3 separate regions of the Homo sapiens genome follow, and regions 1 and 2 are each linked to region 3. The links are chromatin loops, found by intact Hi-C in ENCODE. Cell type or tissue: IMR-90. All regions are shown on one strand.

Region 1 (2,500 bases), 390 kb before region 3:
GAATGGAAATAGGGCCATTGCAACTCTGAGACGGTAACACAAATTAACACACAGGGGTGAGGTATCAGTAAGAGGTCTGAGATAGTCCTCACAGGGCTTCAGAGAGAATTGCCTGGTTCTGGTGGCCCAGTGGCTAAGTCACGGGCTTTAAATCAGGAAGCCTGGTTCTTATCCCGGCGCCTCCACTAGCTTGCTCTGTGACGTTGGATGAACTGCTGAGCTCCTCTGTTTCTCAGTGGGAAAATGAGAATAGCACAATGTAACATCCAGTTATTCCAAGTAGAATGGTTGGGAATAAAAAGCAAAATATTTGCATAACACTTCAAGCATCCAGAAAGAAGGGTAATATTTAAATTTTCAGCATTACTTCTGTTCAGTGTGTACCTATCTTGGTGAAGATTCGTTAGATATTCTTTGTCAAAAATGAAACAAGCTGTACCTCCTGAACCATTAATTTAATTTTTTTTTTTTTTTGAGACTGAGTCTCATCTCTGTCACTCAGGCTGGAGTGCAGTAGCTCGATTTCGGCTCACTGCAACCTCCGCCTCCTGGATTCAAGCGATTCTCCTGTCTCAGCCTCCCAAGTAGCTGGGATTACAGGCATGTACCACCACGCCTGGCTAATTTTTTTGTATTTTTAGTAGAGACAGGGTTTCACCATGTTGGCCAGGCTGGTCTCGAACTCCTAACCTCAGGTGATCCACCTGCCTCAGCCTCCCAAAGTGCTGGGATTACAGGCATGAGCCATTGTGACTGGCCTGAACCATTAATTTTATAATCATCTGACTTACTGCTCTTGACACCTTTAAGATGGTTTTAAACTCAGTGTCTATTTTAGGGTAAGTCAAGGGTTCTGTTAATGATTTTGTTTCTTGCCCTTCCTAGACTTATAGATATTGTCCTCAACATAGAGGAATTTTTGCTATGCCTTCAGAGAAGTATAACTGACTTCCATAATTAAATGGATTTCTTTCTCAATGGGAGGGAATTTCTGCCATCTGACTAAATGCATAGAGTAGAAGGGATGGATTAACTAACAAGCTATTGTATAAACTGGAAGTGGAGTTTCTAGATACCTTGATTGTACTAGTGCTTCATATCATATTTTTCCCTGTATAGCAAAATTCAGTGGATACTGAGTAAAACTTTCATTTTTTTTCCAGGATAACTTCATTGGGTATCAAACAGGATTAACAAGTAATTTCAAGGTAGCGATTCTGAAGGAGGTGTGGGCTCTTCTCAGACTATGTTTTCTGCCTCTTTTGTATAGAATCGCTGCGAGAGTTGGTCACTTTATAGATTGACAGCGTGTTGTATTCCCATGGGTGAGGACTCCTGCCTATAGAAGGCCCTGATTTATAGGTTCAGAGGCCATCCTTAGAATGAGGGGGCTGAAAATTTCCTTCTCCAGGTGTTAGCCCAGAGCAGAGAGAAATGTGTTCAGTGGAGCCCACGGCAGTGGAACACATGGCTGCTTTGGAGAACCTGGGAGGCGGTGCGAGGATGTACAGCTGTACCCCGAGCAGTAGGTGTCACTGTAGTCAGTGGCTTTTACTCCTCAGAGCCTAAGGGGTTAATTGGGTCTGGTTTAGAAGGGCAGACAGAGGCCCATCTGTGCCCTCCAGAGTGTTGGGCTTTGTCTCTAGGGCACCAGTTGACTCCAATGAAAGACCCAAGTTGACTCCCATTTTTTTCTCTACGAACGAAAGAAGGATGCTTTCCCATTTATATTTTAGGGTCTAAGGCTAGGCTGTTAGATGTTATGCAGTGGGGTGGGTTGGGATGGATAAGTAGGTGAGATAATCCTTCTAAAGTTTGGCGGGAAGACCTAGAATAGAGGGGAAGGCAAATTCTATTAAGAGAAATGAAAGAATATGGAATAGCAGAATACATTTCCTTGTTGTTATTGGCAATGAGCCCTGTTATATTCAGGCAGTGTGAGCTTTCAGAACTTCTATCAGCATCCTTCTTAGAAATTTCCCTTTTACCACAAAGGAGGCAAAGGAAAAAAAAATCTTTCTAGCAGAGATGTTTCTCTGCTAGATTTCTCTTTTGCCACTTTCCACTCCAGAAAGTTAATTTTCAAATGCTAAAATGGATTTTAAGATTTAGAAATAGCTACTGTGTTGACTAATTAAAAAAAAAAATCCTGTGATTACGTAGCCAATTGCTTTTTCAAGTACACCCACTTTTACTTTTTCTTTTCTAGTAACACCCTGGTGTGAAAACAAAGTAAAACCGAGTAAACTCACTGTAGAATTTTAGATGCATCTTATCTCTTATTTTTTGCCTAGATAACCATCTTTCTCCCCACCCACCATCCAGGCAGCACAGTGTAGTCTGTCCTTTTAAAAAAAAAGGAAGGCAACATGTATGATTTATACGTAGATACTCATTAAAAATAACTCCTGTCCAGTCTTTGCTCTTCCCCCATAGCCTGCCTGTTGGTTGTTGTTAACACCCTGATTAAGCCTTGCTCTTAATAGTACAATATATTAAG
Region 2 (2,500 bases), 600 kb before region 3:
TTCACGCTACAGAGGTGGTGGGGCAGAAAGGGGGGTAAAAGGGATTACCAAGCCAGGAAGCTTGTACTTCTGTCCCCTCGGCCTGAATTAGCACCCATCTTTGTGGAACACAACTCGCTGTGAGGGGGTTTCTCCTGCCAGAAAGGAGGCCATGGAATGAGCAAGTCCAGGAGTGCTGGGCATTAGGACATCAAATAGCAGGTCGTAGGGACCAGGGATTAGGAAACAAGAGGTCTGGTCCTGCCTCCCTCTCTAATTATTTGTGTGACTTTGGACTAGGCATTCTACCTCTTTCATCTGTAAAATGAGAGGGTTGGACTACGTGTTCTCCAAGGTCCCTAACAGCTTCTAAAAAAGAAACATGTAGAGAGGTTGTGAAGCAAAACATGATGATCCCTGTTAACTGTAAAAGGAATAGACCTTGGAAGTGGTGCAAAAATAATCCGCAAGGAATGCTTGCGGTGGGTTGGAAAACTATAAGGAAACGGAGAATTGTGCGTCGTGTATAACATGAGTGGAGATATATGAGACAATCTAAAATGGGGCACATGTAAGCTCACATCTTAAAGCAGAAAAGTCAGGCTTTTGAACCGAGGCTTGCCCTATTCTTTTCTACAATCTCTCCCCATGATAATGTAGCACCTTGTGCACACAATTAAATGTCAGCCACAGAAAACATTTCCCTTGGCTTTGTTGTTCCAGAACGGGATTCTTTTGTCCTCAATATAATGGATATGCAGAAACAATGATAGAACAGAGATTTTTTTTCTAAAGCGATGACAAACACACTACTGCTTCCTCCCTCCCTCCCTCCTTCCTCCTTATCCCCACCCCCAAAAATAAATCATTGTTCCAAAAAAAAAATCCCATTGTCTATTGTCCACGGAGATCAAGATCCGCCTAGGAACAGCTCTGGCGGCCGCCGCAGCAGCCCCGAGCAGCCGGTAGGTGGCGCACGAAGGCAGCGCAGGCGGAGCGCGGGGCCGAGCCCAGAGCCGGGGTCTCGCCGCCCCCACCCCTGCCGCCGCCGCCGCCTTCCACCCCCTCCTCGCGTGCTAATTGCTGGATACTCTACTGGGACTTCGGTCAGGGAAAAAGAAAGCGGGAATGGGAGGCGGGGGTGGCGGGGGAGGTGGTGAATCCGGTTCCGAATACACAAAGCCTCCGGGGCTTCGGCGACCCAGGAGCAGGGCGCCCTCGGCCTCTTCCCCTCCTCCTCTCTCCCTGGGCGCGGGGCTGCTGCGGCCTAGCCGGCCTCGGCTCCCGCCGGAGGGACACACAGACCAGCAGGAGGAAAATGGTGACCGCGTGCACAGCCCCACGCGCCGCGGCGCCTGACGCCTGCCCGAGCCTGGGCGCCTCCCTCCCCAGCTCACCCATCCCGGCCGCGGAGCCCGGACCCACCCCGAGCGCAGGCCCGCCCGACGGGAGTCGCCCTCCCCTCGAGGAATGCCGAGGCCCACAGGAGGATTCCTTGACCTGACCGCGGGCCCCTGAGCAGCGGGTTCTGCCCGAGCCCGAGAGCGGGAGGCCCCACCAGGGGGTGCCCGGGCCGGCGGGCGAGCCCCCTTCCCGGTGGAGCCGCGGGGCCCATGCCCTCTGTGTCGGGGCTAACGCTGTCAGTTCCTGCAAAGATGAACGGCCCATGTGGTCGCCTGACCCCCCAACCTCTGCCTGGTGGAACATGATGTTAAAGAGTTCTGCTGGCCCTAAAGTCAGAAGCCTGGATTGAAACGTGAGCATGGACACCCTGGAGCTCTGTGACCTTGAGGATGTTCCTAAAGTCCCCAACTCCGCACCTCCCCAGCTATCAAATGCGGGGAATAATACTTACTTCCTAGGAATGTTGTGAAGATTTTTAAAAAGTGGTTCTTAACTTGGCAGGAAGCCTGGCATAGAGTACCTATCATTATGAACAACCCGACTCTCCTTGCAGGAGGAGGGAGAGGCACAGTTTGCCGCCCTTGAGACAGACCTGGCATCGCTGTTGCAGAGACTCAGCAGTAGGGGTTCCCAGCCGAGGAAACGTGGCTCCTAACAGGAGCTCCCATCTGTCCTCCGCTGCCCCCAGCCCCCATCCTCCTCCTGCCCTGCTGCTGTGACTGTGTGGGGCACTCCCCCTCTCCCTCCGCTCCCTGGATAGACCTGTGATTTATGCCCCTTCTCTTTTGGAGAGTTCTGACAGAGCCCTATCACCCAGGCTTGGGAGGCAGACCCTGGCTCCCCCATTTGCTAGCTGGGAGTTTAACCTCTGGGGCTTCAGTTCACTCCTCTATAAAATGGTGGGCCTGATACCTACTACACAGGTTTTTTGTGATGATTAAGGGAAATACTGTGTATAAATGCCTGGCATGTACTATCTCTTCAGTACATTTGAAAATTTAAATTTTACAGTTGAAATTAGGTTAGATTATCTTGCAGAAAATGATGGTGGTTCATTGGAATTTCCAGATTTCCATCGAAGGTGAACCCAGCAACTGCTAACAGCTTCTTACTCCCA
Region 3 (2,500 bases):
GCCCAGGAGAAATGCTGGTTTCCACTGGAGGAGTTTACAGTATGCCTGGGTGGAAGAGAGAAGGACAGACAGACATGGGAGGGAAATCTGAGGCTGAGATGGGGCAACAGGCTCTGAGGCACCAGCAAAGGTAAGTGTGGCTGGAGCCGAGTCTCAGCTGATTGGGCCCAGTACTTCCCCGCCCACTGGCTTTGAAGTGCATGGAGACTGGTGATTCTCACATTAGAATCACCAAGGGCGTTTTTGAAATAAACACTGATTTAACTGAAAAATCTCCAGGACTACCAACTACTGCCTCAGAGAACTTACTGAGATTTCTATGCACCAGAGGAGAGTTTACTCTCTTGAAACCTACAGCATATTATGTGATTGGGCTACTTAAAGAAAAAAAGGGGTACCGTGGCTTCACTTGGTGTCTCTCTGGGGCTTAAGGCAAAAGAAAAAGGGCAAGCTACCCCTCTTTTGATGAGAAAACACAAAAGGTTGGTGGATTAAGAACAAACAGTTAAAAGCAGCTCTTATTCACTTTGAAATGTGGTGCTAAACCTGCATCTGGGCTGACACACCAAACAACAGTCATTTCAACACAGCACAATCCTGTTAGAACATGACTCACAAAAACACCGATGTGTCTAGATCGGAGGCCAAGTCACGTCCTGCACAAAAAGAAAGGAAACACAGCAAAACAAGAAACCTACTGGCCCCAAACAGGAAAGCCCTCCTGTGCATGCGGGCCTGTGACTGCATCCTTCAGCTACCTTAGCAAGATGATAAAGAACTTTGAAAACTGCTTGCCTGCTTCTCTTTTCTTTCTTTCTTTCTTTCTTTCTTTCTTTCTTTCTTTCTTTCTTTCTTTCTTTCTTTCTTTCTTCTTCCTCTTCCACTTCTTCCTTTCCTTTCTCCGCCTCTCCCTCCCCTCCTTCTCCTCCCCTTCCTCCCCCTCCCTTCTCCTCCTCCTCTTCCTCCTTCTTCTTTCTTTCTTCTTGTTCTTCCCTCGTTCTTCTTTCTTTTCTTCTTCCCTCCTGCTTGCCCTTAGGGTGTGCCTGGTTCTCACCTTTGCTTCTGGGACTTGGGCAGGATGATATCCTCAGAATTTCAGTTTCTGGCCATTCCCAGACAAACCTGTCTGGGACAGGAATTCCAGACAAAACAGCTTATCCGCCCTTCCACGCCCTCTCCTGCATGAGCCTATTTTTCATTCTCTTCTCAGAGGTCCCACTGGCTGGTCATCTAATTTCATCCCTAATTTGTAGTAGAAGGATTCTAACAGCCACACATTTAGAGCTAGGAGCTGCAGTTTAAGGTGCTCTATCAAAATAACATATTTTGTGAAACCGCTAGGGGGAGTCAATCCAGGGCTGCCAGACCTGCCGGGATAACACCACCAGAGGCAGCTCAGCTTCCAGGCAAGCCACCCTCTGAGGTCCCTGTGATAGCTTACTCCTCCAGGTTTCCAGAAGTCCCTACAGATGCACATCAGTGAAAATGGAACAAGTCAGTTAACACAAACTGTCAAAATCATCTCTAAATAATGTCCTATAAAAATTCAGTTTTTCAGGTATGAACACATTGACCATTTCCAGCAAGCGACCTGTAACAGTCAATTGCTCAAAACCCACAGGTGCTCAAATGTAAAAATACCAGGATTTAACCGTTAGTCCTGATCCACTCAGAGCTAGACGGAAGCCAAACACAGACGCTGCCCCAGAGACGTACATTCCATGGAGAAGGGTCAGAAAAGGACACTTTACGTTTGGCATCCCTGTGGCAAACTGCGAGGGGATAGAGGAGGGGTGAGAAAAGACACAAGGTTTCCACCTGGTGGTGGGGAAATCCCTAGCCAAGGGGATGCCCGTTTTTTGATCAATATTCCGAGGAATTGGATACCACACCTTGGACTTTGATTTGATCCCTTGATGTACCCCTAGCTTTTAAAGTGGCTTGGTTAAAAAAAAAAACAAAAACTTTGCAAAAATTATTTGGAAAGGAGTGGGTCAGAGAGCTGGGCAGTGTCTGAAGAGTTTCTCAAGATCAGGCAGACAGTTTGGTTGGTAAAACATCCGAGAACTGGGTTTTTATTCATACTGGAATGAGGGTACTGCTTTGCAATGAAAGAGAAAAATCTAAAGCAAGGAAAGGGGGCCAGGTGCAGTGGCTCACGCCTGTAATCCCAGCAACTCAGGAAGCTGAGGCAGGAGGATCGCTTGAGTCCAGGAGTTCTAGGCTGCAGTGAGCTATGACTGCACCACTGCACTCCAGCCTGAGCTGCCATCTCAAAAAAAAAAGAAAAGAAAAAAGAAAGAAAGAAAGGAACAAACCAGAAAATAGCAATGCACATAAGGCCGGGCGTGGTGGCTTATGCCTGTAATCTCAGGATTTTGGGAGGGCGAGGCGGGCGGATCACTTGAGGTCAGGAGTTCAAGACCAGCCTGGCCAACATGGTGAAACCCCATTTCCACTAAAAATACAAAAAAATAGCCAGGTGTGATGGCATGCTCCT

What was found. A loop is a pair of places that touch in the nucleus more often than their neighbours do. Peaks named below come from ENCODE experiments on the same cell type or tissue, not always from the same donor. Only the 100,000 strongest peaks of a DNase experiment are listed, where the experiment ranks them.
Region 1: a loop joins it to region 3, with 4 times the contacts of the local background. A loop is called at or near these places in 8 of 110 quality-filtered maps.
Region 2: a loop joins it to region 3, with 8 times the contacts of the local background. A loop is called at or near these places in 54 of 110 quality-filtered maps.

Annotation. Positions count from the first base shown.
Region 1 is chr4:140,049,532-140,052,031 of GRCh38, reverse strand. The region is part of intron 1 of MAML3 (mastermind like transcriptional coactivator 3); the gene reads left to right. The region is part of intron 1 of LOC124900783 (a long non-coding RNA gene); the gene reads right to left. Among named protein-coding and RNA genes, the nearest start is that of MAML3-AS1, 77 kb to the left of the region's middle. RefSeq lists an enhancer at 2,197-2,500. In IMR-90, a CTCF peak has its summit at 1,514 (motif pointing right); no DNase peak of the experiment used is centred here; H3K4me3 peaks cover 258 bases; H3K27ac peaks cover 76 bases.
Region 2 is chr4:140,251,797-140,254,296 of GRCh38, reverse strand. No RefSeq gene overlaps it. Among named protein-coding and RNA genes, the nearest start is that of MAML3, 99 kb to the right of the region's middle. In IMR-90, CTCF peaks have their summits at 941 (motif pointing right) and 1,536 (motif pointing right); no DNase peak of the experiment used is centred here; H3K4me3 peaks cover 596 bases; H3K27ac peaks cover 836 bases.
Region 3 is chr4:139,656,041-139,658,540 of GRCh38, reverse strand. No RefSeq gene overlaps it. Among named protein-coding and RNA genes, the nearest start is that of MGST2, 8.5 kb to the left of the region's middle. In IMR-90, CTCF peaks have their summits at 1,359 (motif pointing right) and 1,805 (motif pointing left); DNase peaks (open chromatin) are centred at 610 and 1,360; H3K27ac peaks cover 542 bases.